5 separate regions of the Homo sapiens genome follow, and all the other regions are linked to region 1. Evidence: chromatin contacts called from ENCODE Hi-C or POLR2A ChIA-PET data. All regions are on one chromosome and are shown on one strand. The core of a region is the stretch at or near the end of the contact, and the rest is flanking DNA. Distances in the headings are between cores, read along the strand shown. Region 1 holds the start of ABCF2-H2BK1 (ABCF2-H2BK1 readthrough). Region 2 holds the start of PDIA4 (protein disulfide isomerase family A member 4). Region 3 holds the start of ZNF425 (zinc finger protein 425). Region 4 holds the start of ZNF398 (zinc finger protein 398). Region 5 holds the start of ZNF282 (zinc finger protein 282).

Region 1 (2,861 bases), core at 225-2,724:
ATAGTCTTTACCGCATATGGCCATGTTTCCCAGTCTAGACGGTAAGTTTTTGGAGGGAAGACGGTAGTGCCTCAGTGTATAGCACCATGTCTAGCACTTGAGAAATAATAAATATTTCCCAAAATATAAATAACAGAAAGGGAGCTCTCTCCCAGGAAAAACCCCATAAATCAACTCATAAGTTACTCTCTTGTAGGTAGAGCCACTACACCAGTGAGAGGACAAGCTTATTGTATAATGTAGCAAAGAACCTGGCACATTGGTCACCATGCATAGAAATGGAAACTGAGAAAGGGGCAGGGAACTGATCCCCTCCTCACAATCTAATAGAGCAGCAAGGCAGCTCAGCAACTCTCACATCCGCTTGCCACTGAGTATGTGAGAACCTCGTCTTCGGCTTCCTTGCGCAATGACAGGGTGGCACGAATTCCAACTCTACTGATTTGATTCATCATGAAAAGTTGCATGACACCAGATACATTCTCCACTACCCCCAGCATCAAGATTCCAACTCTGGCTGGGGCATGCATTAAGTCTTAGCAACCATCCCCAACTCACCCCTCCCTCAATTCACCTGTGGTCTCTCTGCCATTGGCCTCATTCTTCTCTGCCACCTGTGGTTCTGTGACAACATCTCCATTTTCTTCATGTCCTTTTCTGGGCCGCTGTCGAGCTTTGGCAGCCTCCTTCTTTTTGGCTGCCTTCTTCTTGGCCAGGTCGGAGGGCATGATGATGACCCACAGGGGTAGGTTACTGTTGTTTCAGGGAGCCTGAAGGAAGGCAAACAGATACCCCCAAACCCTAAACTTACTAGTAAGAATGCCTGGGCCCTGCTCCATCCCTCTCAGGAATCTTCGTATCAACATCAAGCCTCTGATGCCCTGGCCTGCCCCCGCCTCGTCTGTTCCAACTTGGTCAGGGTATCCCAAACCAATGCCGATTCTCAGCGGCTCTTCTAATCTTAACATCTCTTCCCACAGGCACCAGTCCCCCACGGACTGCCTCACTTTGGAAACGCTCCTTCTTTCAGGGCCTCCGGCTGGGGACCAGGTTCTGCCCCTCAGCGGAGGTCTCCGTCTCCGGTTTCCCTACAACTTGGCGCTCCGCACTCAGCTAGCCGCCTCACTTTCCGGGCTTCCTCCTCCCGTCCGTCTCGGGCCTCTTCTCGATCGTCCCTCTCCACATCACCCGGCCGTCGAGCCCAGCCTCTTGCCGGGACGCACTCGTCCTCGCCCGCGTGAGTCCCCTCCGAGTCTCCACGCTCGTCACCCCCGGGTCCTCCCCCACCCCGCCCGTCAGCTTCTCTCCCTTAGCCCTATCTTCCCCCTCGCAGAGCCCTCCATCCAAACCCCGTCCCTGCTTCCTCTTCTAATTCTCTTTCCCCCTCACCGGCGGGGACCCTCTCCCTACAGCTCCCCTTCCCCTAACTCACTGGGCCTCGCTGCTCGGCCTATGTCGCAACAGAGCTGCTCCTTAGGATCCTCCGCGTGCGGCCGGCTCACCAGCCAATCACGGCCTCGGGTGGTTCTCGGCGCGCCGCGCTGCCTCCTTGGAAGTGTAGTCCTCAAGTTGCAGCGGCCAAGAGTGAGACCCGCCTTGAGGACTACTATGTATCCCACAGACCTCGCGGGGCCGCGTGACGCCATCAGGATGCGCGAGGCTCGGGGAGGGGGCGGGATTAGAGTCCAAGAGCTCTCTGCTAGCGGGCGCACTTCGGGCGCTGGAAACTGCAAATCCCAGATTGCTCGTTGGATAAACCGGCTGAGCCTTCAGGCTTTACCCCACCTCTCGAAAATCCATTGAGCTGTTGTGGAGTTACGAGTTTTTAGAGCTACCTAACCGACTCAGGCAGCAGGGCGTGCAACTACACTTCCCAGCTTGCCTCAGCGGGAGTAGATCGAAACAATGGGAGAGGAGAGGTGGGAGCGTGAGGGGAGGACTAAAATGAAGGGGGCGCTGGGCAGGGAGGGGTTCCAGAAAGCGGGGCATCGCTGCAAAGATGTTGCCAACGGAATTCCTTCACGAAAGAAAGCGCCTTGGTTTCATTAAACCTTAATTTTAGAGGCTGGTTCATTGTTAAACTTTTAGAAGGTGCCAGACGTTGTTTTGGAACCTCGGCCGCTTAGCCTCCCCGCTGCCGCATTGTTAGGTTTCCACTGAAGCCATGCAAGTTTGGTGGAAAGGGCCCCGAGATAAAAAGGCCCCTTGGCTGAGATTTGTTTTATTATTAGTTAGCCATGCTACCGGGCCCGTTACTTTCCCTTTGAGTCTCACTGTTTAAAATCTCTCACATGACATTTTGGGCTGGATGGTTTAAAAATAAATACAATCTCTCAAGGACTTCACATTACCTACATTGTAAACTCCAAATGTTTAGCCTCAAGTACAAGGCAGGCCCTTTGTGATCTTTGTTACTTCTCCAGGCTCCTGTGCAGCAGAAGCCTCACCATCAGTGACGTTTGGGGCAGCAAAGGAAGCTATTGCTCCCTTTGAGCATATTCTCCAAATGTGGCACCTTTTCGCCCACAGTCCGTGACTCAAACAATGAGAATTAGTTTTTCTTCTCAAACTCATACTTCAGTAGAACTTACCTACTTAAATAGTTCGGAGATTAAGCGTGCTATTTTACACCTGCATGCCTTTGAACATACATTTTCCTAGAATATCCTCCACCAACGAAGTGCCTACTATCTGTCAGGCTCAGATATATGTGCTGGAGTTGCAATGGTGCAAAGTCACTCCCTGACCTCAGGGAGCTCATAATAAAGAAGGAACATGTGAAAAGTAAACAAGCCGGGTGTGGTGGCTCACACCTGTAATCCAAGCACTTTGGAAGGCCGTAGTGGGAGGATCATTTCAGC
Region 2 (2,861 bases), core at 94-2,593, 2.2 Mb before region 1:
CCCACCCCTGCATTCTGCTTCAGTGTATTTTGGGTATCTGTATTTAAATAAACACTATTTAAACAAACATGATTTGGGTAAAGGTCTCAAGACACAATTTGTAAGCAGTCCCGCTATCGGATTCCTTTCGGCAGGTGTTTTTCTCGCCGAGTGTGGGTTTTTACTTCCTTTTCTATTTGGGCAAAGACTCTTTTTGAATCAGTGACCCACGCAGAAGTTACTCAATCTGTTTGAAAGAGTATAAAGTTCACGATTTCCCTACACACTAACATTATCAAAGAGTGTATATTTATATTAGAACAAACTCAGAAGGTTAAAAAGCTAGTGATTAAAAGTAAGGGCAGAGAGGAAGAAGGTAAAGACCAGTACCTGGATGCCTTATTCTCTAGGAATAACAACTTTTCCTTAATTAGCACTTCCTAATCTTCAGAGTTCTTATGTCTGCAGCTAGCTCACTTCGAAGAAAAATGCAGGGACCATGAAGTAGTTGTTACTATTCCTACTGGAGTACGCGCTTCATGGGCAGGGACCACACTCACAATCTTTTCCTCCCAGAACCCAGTACAGGGACTGGCACACAGTAAATGCTAAATGCAGAAGGAATGGTATCTCTAGTTTCTCAAAGGTGCAAACCAAGCCATCCCTTTCTCCAGAATCTATGGATTAATCATTTCCAAATCTACAGACCACATTTTGAAAAGGAATGCTTGCTGTTCCAAAGAACTCGCACTTGTTTCTTCACGCCCTCGCCCCTTCTCTCCAGTGGCTCTCCCTCTCCCTTCCCACTGCCTGGGCGCGTTCGCCTGGAGTTAGCCTGGACCTGACGAAAATCTGTAAATTAAGGCGAAGGACCCAGCTGCAAAAAAGGCGCTCTGCAGCCCTCTCCCAGCCTCGGGTGACAGGGGTCTTCCAGGGCGTCGGAGCCCAAGAGACCCCGGCCACCTTCCTCTCCCGGGAACCCCAAATCGATCCTGCCACTGCCACAGCCACCGCCCCCGCCCCTTCAACTCCGCCAAGTTTACCCCGGGCTCGGCGCCCATCACTAGTTCTGGAGCTGACCGCGCGGAAGCCCGCCCGCCGGGGTCGCAGGGCCCAGGCCCCCGCACAGCTCTGCAGCCCCCGCAAGCACAGCCCGACCCGCGGCGCGCTTGCCGCTCACCCTCGTCCGGGCCCTCGGCACCCGCCACGGCCAGCAGCTGCACCAGCCCCAAGAGCAGCAGGAGCAGGAAGGCTTTCCGGGGCCTCATGGTAGCGGGGGCGGAGCGCGGCCTCCTAGCGTCGGCGGCCGCTGAGCGCACCGAGAACTCGGGGTCTGGCCGACAGCCCGTCGCTCCTTAGCGACGCGGGGGAGCCGGAAAAACCCACGGAAGTCGTCCCCGGCGATTGGCAGGGGGCGGAGGAAGTCGCGGGCCGGCCAATCCCAGACTGACGCCGGCACGGACCGCGCGCGCCTCGGCCGCGACGAGTCGGCTCCGCCGCCCTAGGCCCTCCCTACTCCTGCGCGCGGCCCTCGGCTGCGCGTTTAAAACTCCGAGCCCTAACGTGAGGTGCCCCCTTCTGATTGGCTGCGCCACAACCACCAATCAGCGGCTGCCACTCGGTTTGCCGGGAGCGCACAGGCCAAGAGGGAGAGCGGGGGAGAACAAAGGCGGCGGGCCGGGCACGGGGAGTGCGGGACCTGGCTACGCCTCGGGGCGCTATTGGCAATCGGTGCCGGGGGCGGGGCAGGAGAGGCGGAGCCTGGGAAATGTGGAGCGGGGCGGGGCTCGGCTCAGCATCCTGCGGCCGAACTTGGCAGTAAGAACACGTGTCGGTACCGGAGCGGTGGGGAGCAGTGGCGAGCAGGGCGGTCCTCGCAACCCGCCGGGGCTCTGGGAAGCTGGAGACCAACGCGGGCGGAGGAGCACGAGCCTGTTTGTTGCTAGAAAGGGGCTCCAAGTCCGCTGCATGTTCGTGGCCTTCTTAATTTCTTTTTCTGCTCGAGCAAATAAAAGTTTCATTTCTCTCCGGAGTATTGAGCTAGAGAGCGGGGAAGAGCATGCAGTAAAGTGAATCCAGACTAGAATCTGGGGAAGCCTCTCTCCAAGGTTGCATCTCGGAGAAACAAGCCATCAGATTCTTGTCTAAACTTTGCCTCGTCTTATTTAGTTTTCTAGTGATTTTCTGCAAAAGGAAATACCAGATAGGCAATCTAGTGGTTTACATAGATCTGAATAAAAGCTTGAGGTTTTCCCTCTTGACCACTTTGGAGAAGAAAACTAGGTTAAGATGACGATTTTTGTATGTCAGAAAAGAAGCCTGTAATGTGCATTAAGTTTGAGACTTTTTTTTAACACCTGGGAGTTTGAGAAGGCAAATAGGGAAAAGAAAAAAAATAGAAACTCAAGTTCAGGAATATTTTCTCGTGTGTGCAGATTATTACGTGAGGAAGAAAAAAGGGATAACTCACAGACCTTAGCAATTAAAAATACTTAATTTTTTTGTTGAATGCCTATTAATCTGATGGTTCCTGGTCAATTTTGTAGGGCAGAACATTATGCAACTGTACACACTGATTTATTAGAGTGCTATGAATGTGGGCCACCAGACAGTTCGGTATCATGTTATTTTATTTTTTGAGACAAGAGTCTTGCTCTGTCACCCAAGCTGGAATGCAGTGGCGCCATCTCCTCTCACTGCAACCTCCGCCTCCTGGGTTCAAGTGATTCTACTGTCTCAGCCTCCCGGGTAGGTGGGACCACAGGCGCCCGCCACCACTCCCTGCTAATTTTTATATTTTTAGTAGAGACAGGGTTTCACCACGTTGGCCTGGCTGGTCTCAAACTCCTGACCGACCTCAAGTGATCCACCCACCTCGGCCT
Region 3 (2,861 bases), core at 43-2,542, 2.1 Mb before region 1:
CAGAACAGAGAGGAATATTCCAGGAGATTCCCAATCACTTAAAGAGGAGAGAAAAAAAGAAAGCCTGGCTGTAGAAACAAAGCTTGGAGAAATCAGAAAAGAATCTGTACCTGCCAAAGGAGGGTGGGGAAAAGGAGTGGGAAGCAAAAGGGAAGAATCAAATGCAAATAAGGAGCATTACATTCCTAAGATTATAAAATTTCATTGGGGGCACAAGAAAAACTTGCACACTTAAGCAAGTTATACTTAACTGAATGTAACAGGGTTTCTTGGATTAAGCCTCAGGATACGCCTTTCAAACTCTAAAACCGGTGCTCAAATTTTCAATACTACATTACAATACTACAGCATTTACGGTAAATTCGATTTACGCTAACCACCCAATTCATTTTAAGTTTTCTGTCCTTTCCTAGAGGGAGCGGTCTCCAATTTCTCTCAGTTCCAGCTTTCCTTCTCCTTTTTCTCATCTGCTTAACACTGATGTGCTTCTCTGAAACTACCTTCAGCAGGAGAGCACGGGCCCCAGAGAGACCCCGAGGTTCAGAGCCCCGACACTGAAGGCAGGGACAGCGTTGTTGATCTGAGCCTACAACAGGCCGAGAAACAGATCTTTCCCACCCGGATTCTTTCTCCCAAACCAACTTTTATTTATGTATTAAACAGACGGGGTCTGGCTGTTGCCCAGGCTGGAGGGCAGTGGCTATTCACAGGCGCGATCCCACTAACGATCAGCACTGGGGTTTTGCCCTGCTCGGTTTCCGAGCTGGGCCGGTTCCCCCTCCCTGGGGAACCTGGTGGTCCCCGCTCCCGAGAGGTCACCACACAGATGCAGAACTCAGAGGCACCGCGCGACGGACCTAGCGCATATACAGCGCAGAGCTCCCGGGCTCAAGCGCTGCTCCCGCCTCAGCCTTCCGAGTGGCCGGGGCCACAGACGCGCGCGGCCAAGCCCGGCCAGACCAGCTTTTCCCCAGGTCAATTCCAGAACAGCACACGCAGCAAGACTGCACCTTCTCCAGCCCAGCCCGGAGCTCAGTCCGTGGGCCACTGCCAACCCCCAGGCCCAGGCCCCGGCCGCCCCACTCCCTGGACGCGGACCCCAATCCAGCTGCGACAGGGACCCGAGTTTCGACAGAGCCTGCATCCTCCACCGGCCCTTCTTACCGAAGCCGGCTCGGCCATGGCGGTTCCGCACGAACCGGCCCTGCCTGGCACGGCCTCCCCTCCGCTCCGCCCCAACCCAACTCCCAGGTACAGCCCTGCTGGCCCCCAAAGGCAGAGCCGGCCGGGCGCGGTGCATGCTGGGACTCGGCGCTCGGAAGCGGAAGCCGCTCCGCCCCATAGCGCCCCCTGCGGGCGGGAGGAGCGGCGCCGCCAGAGGGAGTCGGTCCTCAGAGGAGGGGCCCGGGCACCCTCCGTGCGGGCCGCAGCACGCCGGTCTTTGAGGGACCCTTGGACTCCCGGATCTGCATGCGAGGGATGCGGTCGAAGACGAGATGAGGGAGCTGACGGGAGGGGAAACGGAGGGGCAGGTGAACATGGAGAGAGCAGGAACAGGGAGAGAGTAGGGACAGCGACTGGGAGACGCGCTCCACAGAAACCCGGACTGAGAGGCAGCGAGAGGGTGAGAGTCCGGTGCTGTTCCTTCCAAAGCTGCCCCCAAGTCAGGGATGAGCTCGAGGGTTTCGTTTGTGAGGGGGTCCCGGGAATCCAGCGAGGCCGGGTAGGTGGTGGGGGGCGCGCGGTGGCCCGGGGTGTCCGTCCCGCCGGGGGCGCGGAGGCCGTGTGGGCCCCGGGCATGTCCCGTCGGGGACGCGGAGGAGGGGTCCGCCCACCACGTCCGGTCCCCGTGGGTGCAGCGCCCTTCTGGGCTCCCCGAGCGTCCACACTCCCTCCTTGGCAGAGAAAGGCCTCGGGCAGAGACCCCATGCGGAAGCCACCCCGGCCTCGGGGCCGCCTGCGGGGACTCAGGGTCGCCCAGGGATGCGGGCCGGGCACCCCTAGCCCCCGGCGGGAGACTGTGACAGAGCGGGAGAAGACGGAGGAGGCCATGACACAGGGCGTGAGAAACACGAAGACGCAAAAACGGGAGAGGTGGGAAGACGCAGAAGGGGAAACCAGGGAGAGACAGAAAGGAGAGAGAGGGCAAGGAAGGGGGTGGCGACTGTCCCCAGAAAATCAACCTCGCATTCTGTCCTAGTCATGTTTTAGGTGTCAGGCTAAAGTAACAAATGAAAAGTGTGTAGTTAGAAAGGATGTCCATGAGAAAGTAGTCCCTGCATAGGCTGAGGAGCGTGTGCACATCTGTATTTGTCCCGGAATCGTGAAATGTAGATGCACCTTACTGATTAAAGGGTTAAAAAAAAAAAACCTTACATTAAAACTAACGTTTCGGATGGGCGCGGTGCCTCACGCCTGTAATCCCAGCACTTTGGGAGGCGGAGGCGGGCGGATCACGAGGTCAGGAGAGCGAGACCATCCTGGCTAACGGCGAAACCCCGTCTCTACTAAAAATACAAAAAAAAAAAAAAAAAAAATAGCCGAGCGTTGTGGCGGGCGCCTGTAGTCCCAGCTCCTAGGGAGGCTGAGTCGGGAGAGTGGCGTGAACCCGGGAGGCGGAGCTTGCAGTGAGCCGAGATCGCGCCACTGCACTCCAGCCTGGGCGACAGAGGGAGACTCCATCTCAAAAAAACCAAAAACAAACAAACAAAAAAACTAACGTTTCTTTGGGTGTAAAGTTCTATGAATTTTCACATATGTATGTATACGTGTAGTAACCACTGTAACCAGGATACGGAAGAGCCCTGTCCCACCCTGAAACTCCTTGTGCTGCCATTCTCTTCTGTGCTTCATTTGCTTTA
Region 4 (2,861 bases), core at 116-2,615, 2.1 Mb before region 1:
GGTGCACGACACCACGCCCGGCTAATTTTTGTATTTTTTAGTAGAGACGGGGTTTCACCATGTTGGCCAGGCTGGTCTGGAACTCAGGTGATCTGCCCGCCTCGGCCTCCCAAAGTGCTGGAATTACAGGCGTGAGCCACTGCGCTCGGCCTGTTCTCGCAGGTCCTTTTGCTCAGACGCAGCAAACCGTAACCCCAAGCTCGATCTCTGCTGCTCTCAGGAATTCCACTTCCTCCAGCTTGGGCAACATAGCGAGACCCTGTCTCTACAGAAAAATAAATAAGTAAATAAATAAATACAAATAAATAAAACATTAGCCGGGCTTGGTAGCTGCGCCTGTAGTCCAAGATGCTCGGGCAGGCTGAGGGGAAGGATCGTTTGAGCCCAGCAGTTTAAGGCTGCAGTGAGCCTTGTTTGTGCCACTTGCACTCCAGCCTGGACGACAGAGGGAGACTGTCTCTAAATAAATCAATAAATAAGGCCGGGCGCAATGGCTCACGCTTGTAATCCTAGCACTTTGGGAGGCCAAGGCGGGTGGATCATTTGAGGTCAGGAGTTTCAGACCAGCCTGGCCAACATGGTGAAACCCCGTCTCCACTTAAAAAAAAAAAAATTAGCTGGGCATGGTGGTACATGCCTGTAATCCCAGCTACTTGGGAGGCAAAGGCAGGAGAATCGGTTGAACCCGGAAGGCGGTTGCAGTGAGCCGAGATCCCGCCACTGCACTCCAGCCTGGGCGACGGAGTGAGACTCCGTCTCTAAATAAATAAATAAACAAAAATTAAGAATCCTATTTCCAGACCAGGCCCCGGAGAGTCAATAATCCGAGATGTGAAGGAGACCTTAAAATATTATTGATCCCAACACAGGCCGCGTGGGACCTGAACCGCCTCACCTTGGCAACCACATTTGTAATTTCCGCAAATGATCTATATCTTCTTCATTCCAAAATTGTGCCTCTCCGTCACTCATTCCACCCATAGGCTCCCTTCAGCCGTGTCCCCCTTACTCTCACCCTGCACATTTCCGCTGTTCTAAATACGGCTGCCCTTCAGCAGAAGCTGTTGCCTGCAGACGGCGCCTGCGTATCGAGCCTCCGTGAAGAAAATCACTCCCCAGAATGAGCCCGGCTTTGCGGCTGGGTCCTAAACTGCGGTGAGCTGAACCTTCTCGTGGGAATGTGAGAAAGCGGAACACACGTGGGCCCCAAATAACAACCCTCCCCACACCGAAGCCCAAGAGCTGGGGGGGAGGGGCGGAGGCGACGCGGGGGGCGCTGGCCGCAGGGGCCGGCAGGGGGCGCGCTGGCCGCGGTGGCTGGGCAGCGCGAGCCTGCGGCGCGTCTAGGCCCGCGCGGTTCCCGGTGCACTCGCTGCCCACAAAGCGCCAGCTGAGGGGCCGCTGCGGGTGGAGTGCGGCGGAGTCGGCCTCGCGACCCCAGCTTGATCCGCCGCCTGCTGCACCGCGCCTCCGCCGCGTTCCTGCGCGTCCCGAGCCCCGACGGCCGCGTGAGTCCCGTCCGTGCGGGGAAGGCAGGGCCGGGTCGGCGCCGCCTGTGGAGAGGACCCGGCGGCCGGGCCTGCTTGGAGCCGGGCGCGGTGGCAGCGGCGGCAGCGGCGGCGACTTCCGAGGCCCGGGCTAGACAGCGCAGGGCCATGGCTGAGGCGGCCCCGGCCCCGGTAAGGGCGGCCGCGCGCGAGTGTTGTGAGCCCCCGAGACCCAGACCCCGAGGGAGGAAGGCGGGCGGGCAGGGAGCTGCCAGGCATAGGCGCCGTTCTCGGGTCCCGCCGGCCACGTCGCCTGTCGCCCGTGCTTGGCGGCTGCAGCCTCGCGTGAGGGGACTTAGCGGGTGGGTGTGAAACCGCCCACCCGGGGACACCAGGCTGGGCCGCAGGTCTGAGGGGCACTCGCAGGCAGCTATGAGACCCGGGGCCCTGCAGTTGGGTTGAAGTCGAGGGGGTGCCTGCTGCGTGTCAGCCCCACGCCTGCCCGCCAGACGCGCAGCGGGGTTGGGCTGGGGAGCCGTCAGCCATTCTCGCGGCCGCGGGAGCGTTCGTCACCAGCAATCTGAGCGGTGGCGCGGGCGGCATTTAAGTGTGCGGAGGCGCATTCCCGCCGCGCTGCGTGACGCCTGGGCTCCCGGCACCGGACTCGGGACACGCGGGAGGCCCTCCCGAAATAGCTGCCGAATGAATGGTGCGGACCCGGAGGCTGGAGTGGCCTCGCGTGCGTGGCGGTTCATTCGCGGGTGTTTGCCAAGGCCTGCGGGGGCCGGCAGCGGCCAGTTGCCAGGGCGACCGAGGCGACCGGGCCGCGCCTGCACGCAGCCCCGTAGAATGAGAAGGGGACGGTCAGGCCGCGGGGAAAGCACTGATCGCATTTGCCACCCAAGAGGTCTTTGGTCACCTCTAGGAGAGCAATTGTACTGGGTCAGGAGCCACCCTGGCACATGAGGGGTGACTGGGAAAAGGAGGAAGAGCAGCGATGGGTAGGGGGTAGAGCAGAGGGAAGTGCCACCTCCACTCTTGGACCTGTTTTTCTTTTTTCCAACCTTTTTTTTTGTGTATAGGTGGGATGGTAGCGATGATCCTGTGTTGTGCCAGTCCTGGCTAATAGAAATATAAGGGAAGCCGCATACAAAACTCTAAATCAAGCTTGTCCAACCCGCGGCCCCCAGGCCGCATGCGGACTAGGACTGCTTTAAATGCGGCCCAACACAAATTCGTAAACTTTCCTAGAACATCATGAGATTTATGCACGGACCTTTTTCTTTGTCTTTTTTTTTTTTTTTTTTTTTTTTTTTTAGCTCATCAGCTATCATGATCAGTATTTTATGTGTGACCCAAGACAGTTCTTCCAGT
Region 5 (2,861 bases), core at 145-2,644, 2.0 Mb before region 1:
AGTACAGGCATTAGCCATCATGCCCGGGTAATTTTTATTTTTTATTTTATTATTATTATTATTATTTTTTTTTGAGACGGAGTCTTGCTCTGTTGCCCAGGCTAGAGTGCAGTGGCGCGATCTCGGCTCACTGCAAGCTCCGCCTCCCGGGTTCACGCCATTCTCCTGCCTCAGCCTCCCGAGTAGCTGGGACTACAGGCGCCGCCACCACACCCGGCTAATTTTTTTGTATTTTTAGTAGAGACGGGGTTTCACCGTGTTAGCCAGGATGGTCTCGATCTCCTGACCTCGTGATCCGCCCGTCTTGGCCTCCCAAAGTGCTGGGATTACAGGCGTGAGCCACGGCGCCCGGCCTTATTATTATTTTTTGAGATGGAGTCTCGCTCTGTTGCCCAGGCTGGAGCGCACTGGCGCGATCTTGGCTCACTGCAACCTCCGCTTCGGAGGTTGAAGCGATTCTCCTGCCTCAGCCTCCCGAGTAGCTAGGATTATAGGCCCACGCCACCACGCCCGGCTAATCTTTTTGTATTTTTAGTAGAGACGGGGTTTCACCATGTTGGCCAGGCTGGTCTCGAACTCCTGACCTCAGGTGATCCGCCTGCCTCAGCCTCCCAATGTGCTGGGATTACAGATGTGAGCCACCGCGCTCGGCTAATTTTTATTTTTTATAGGGATGGGGTGTCAATATGTTGCTCAGTCTGGTCTCGAACTCCTGGGCTCAAGTCGTTCTCCTGCTTCAGCCTCTCAGAGTGCTGAGATTACAGGTGTGAGGCACCACGCCCAACCCAATTTCAAGGTGTTTGAAGAGGCCACTGTTAAAATGCACTGCACCTTACCTGGGAGAAAGAGCTCAGCCCTCTTTTGACACCTTAACATGAATCACTTCTCTATCATCCATAACAGTGCAAAAGCTCTGGGATGGGTCCAGGTAAATCTGGATTGGGAAGAAGGGGAGTGGGAGGTAAAGTCTGCAAAGGAGTGAGGGAAGGCAGAAGGCCAGAAGAAAGTGTCTGAAGACAGAATTACTCCTGCAAAATTTTCACAAGGGTCAGGCACTATTTTCTCCCGGGATGCCCAATACATTTGCAGAATTAACAGTAATCAAGCCCACAGTCCAGGTCCTCGCATAGTTTGGGCCTTTAAAGTCGGCCATCCCAGATTGAGGGGGCCTGACCCCTGGGCGAGGCCGCCGCCTCTCAGTTTTGGGGCGGTGGCGACCCCAGTCCGGGAGTGGCCCCGGTAGGTCCCCGCAGGCGGGCAGGAGCTCCGAGGCCATTGGCTGGCGCGCGGGCTGCCAAGGGGCGGGGAGCGCCGCCGAAGGGGACTGTTTGCTCCTACGGGCTGTAGATGGAGCTGTCCGGCCCCGGAGAGGGGGAAGGCGCCTGGAAAACGTTCTTCTTCTCCCTGGCCGACCCGAGCGGGGAACAGCACTCCCAGGATGCAGTTTGTGTCAACACGGCCGCAGCCTCAGCAGCTGGGCATCCAGGGCCTGGGGCTGGACAGCGGGAGCTGGAGCTGGGCCCAGGCTCTGCCCCCGGAGGAGGTCTGCCACCAGGAGCCGGCGCTGCGCGGGGAAATGGCCGAGGGAATGCCGCCCATGCAGGTGGGAGAACCCCGCCGGCGCCATGGCCGCGCTGCCGTGGGGGCGGGGCGCGGGCTGGGCCGCGGGACCGGGCCGCGCCGTCCTCCGGTAGCCTTGCGGCGCCCTCCCAGCTTCCGCGCCCAGGCGAGGCCCGAGGCGGGCGGGGCACGGCCGGGCTGCGCGGCGGGCAGGACGGAGCGGGCCCGACGCAGGCCCGGAAGGGCAGGCCTGGCCCGCGCGGCGCGGAGCAGCGGTCGCCGGGCCCAAGTGCGGAGGCCCCGCGGGGCGGGGGCCGGGACCGTCCTTTCCGGGACCTGGCAGAGCTCTGACCCTGTGGCTGAGCCCCGGCTTGGGGCTCCCTTTGCGCCCGGCCGGCGGAGAGCTTCGCGGGCAGTGCTTCCGCCCGGCCGCAGAAGTGAATGCCTCGTTCGTGTTTACACGGTGGCCAATTTGACGGGGATATTTTTTAAATGTTTGATTACCACCTTTCACCAAGTGTAATGAGTAATTCACTCTCCCCCTGCACCGGGTGTGATCCAGGGAGGGGGCCATGGAGAGATGACTTCGGGGTCTTTCCTGCGGTTGACAAACTTGGCCGCATGTTGGAATGGCCTGGGCAGCTTTTAAGACTCCTGAGCCCTTGCCTGGTCCCAGAGCTCAGGGTCTCTGACGGGTGAGAGTAGCACCAGGCATTTCTTCAGGCTCCATCGATGATCTCCGTGGGCAGAACCGGTGCTCCAGAATTGGGTATAAAACCAGGGGAGGTGGATCCTCAGAGAGGCCTGAAAGCTTGCCCAGGGAAGACTCTCTGGGCCCACCCTGGGGCTGGGCTGCTCAGGGGCCCCTCTGCTCACCACGCGGCTCTCAGCCAGGTGCTAACGAGGGAGCCAGGGGCTGCTGTGTTGTGTTTGATCATTTTCAGGGTTAGGGCTTCAAACCCGAGAAAACTAAACTGGGCCCCGGGACTTTCTTAACTTCTACTGTGGACTCTGTCCCCTTCTGTGGGCTAGGGCGGAGTGGAGCCTCTGTGATGGAGGAATGGGTGCTTTTGATGGAAACACCAGCACCTCTTACTGGTATTACAGGGCCTGGCGATCCTAGGGCCCTGCTCTCCACTCTGCTGTGTCCCGGAGCAGGTCTGCCCCGGAGCAGGGCTGCTCTTGAGTCAGAGAGTGGGGCTGGTCTGCCCAGATCGCCCCAAGCAGCAGGCCTCCCCTTTTCCTAGCCTGAGGGCCTTTTCTGCAGCCATCGGGAGGACAGAAAATGACACCTCTTCCTG

The links. A loop is a pair of places that touch in the nucleus more often than their neighbours do. ChIA-PET counts read pairs that join two places held with the same protein, here RNA polymerase II (POLR2A). Pooled maps may share reads with other maps.
Region 2: a map with no recorded cell type shows a loop between it and region 1 (16-fold over the local background). The contact joins the promoter of PDIA4 here to the promoter of ABCF2-H2BK1 in region 1. A Hi-C loop is called at or near these places in 2 of 37 single-sample maps with no recorded cell type and 6 of 50 pooled maps.
Region 3: a map of CD8-positive, alpha-beta T cell shows a loop between it and region 1 (13-fold over the local background). The contact joins the promoter of ZNF425 here to the promoter of ABCF2-H2BK1 in region 1. A Hi-C loop is called at or near these places in 4 of 168 maps with a recorded cell type or tissue (CD4-positive, alpha-beta T cell, CD8-positive, alpha-beta T cell and naive thymus-derived CD4-positive, alpha-beta T cell), 1 of 37 single-sample maps with no recorded cell type and 8 of 50 pooled maps. POLR2A ChIA-PET finds 5 or more read pairs at or near these places in 2 of 52 experiments (GM12878 and OCI-LY7).
Region 4: a pooled map shows a loop between it and region 1 (6-fold over the local background). The contact joins the promoter of ZNF398 here to the promoter of ABCF2-H2BK1 in region 1. A Hi-C loop is called at or near these places in 9 of 50 pooled maps. POLR2A ChIA-PET finds 5 or more read pairs at or near these places in 2 of 52 experiments (CD4-positive, alpha-beta T cell and OCI-LY7).
Region 5: a map of naive thymus-derived CD4-positive, alpha-beta T cell shows a loop between it and region 1 (9-fold over the local background). The contact joins the promoter of ZNF282 here to the promoter of ABCF2-H2BK1 in region 1. A Hi-C loop is called at or near these places in 1 of 168 maps with a recorded cell type or tissue (naive thymus-derived CD4-positive, alpha-beta T cell), 1 of 37 single-sample maps with no recorded cell type and 6 of 50 pooled maps.

Annotation. Positions count from the first base shown.
Region 1 is chr7:151,225,731-151,228,591 of GRCh38, forward strand. ABCF2-H2BK1 (ABCF2-H2BK1 readthrough) reads right to left here and starts at 1,475. Exons shown (of 17, transcript NR_160983.1): 1 at 1,433-1,475; 2 at 575-770. It overlaps ABCF2 (ATP binding cassette subfamily F member 2), which reads right to left and starts at 1,475. Exons shown (of 15, transcript NM_007189.3): 1 at 1,433-1,475; 2 at 575-770. The coding sequence starts at 728. RefSeq lists a silencer at 1,252-1,311 and enhancers at 1,412-1,461, 1,572-1,651.
Region 2 is chr7:149,027,162-149,030,022 of GRCh38, forward strand. It overlaps PDIA4 (protein disulfide isomerase family A member 4), which reads right to left and starts at 1,344. Exons shown (of 10, transcript NM_004911.5): 1 at 1,160-1,344. The coding sequence starts at 1,247. RefSeq lists enhancers at 464-1,058, 1,059-1,652 and silencers at 977-1,026, 1,117-1,186, 1,257-1,836.
Region 3 is chr7:149,125,032-149,127,892 of GRCh38, forward strand. It overlaps ZNF425 (zinc finger protein 425), which reads right to left and starts at 1,293. Exons shown (of 4, transcript NM_001001661.3): 1 at 1,165-1,293. The coding sequence starts at 1,182. It also overlaps the pseudogene RN7SL521P and a transcript of ZNF398 not described here. RefSeq lists enhancers at 1-208, 456-1,007, 1,008-1,559, 2,223-2,272 and silencers at 718-891, 1,623-2,062.
Region 4 is chr7:149,146,088-149,148,948 of GRCh38, forward strand. It overlaps ZNF398 (zinc finger protein 398), which reads left to right and starts at 1,366. Exons shown (of 6, transcript NM_170686.3): 1 at 1,366-1,679. The coding sequence starts at 1,656. LOC107986856 (a long non-coding RNA gene) reads right to left here and starts at 1,274. Exons shown (of 2, transcript XR_007060581.1): 1 at 896-1,274; 2 at 1-265. RefSeq lists enhancers at 1-143, 144-717, 811-860, 1,292-1,865 and silencers at 1,171-1,810, 1,475-1,646, 1,941-2,090, 2,231-2,280.
Region 5 is chr7:149,194,152-149,197,012 of GRCh38, forward strand. ZNF282 (zinc finger protein 282) reads left to right here and starts at 1,395. Exons shown (of 8, transcript NM_003575.4): 1 at 1,395-1,603. The coding sequence starts at 1,439. RefSeq lists silencers at 1,063-1,352, 1,171-1,492, 1,613-1,972 and an enhancer at 2,413-2,462.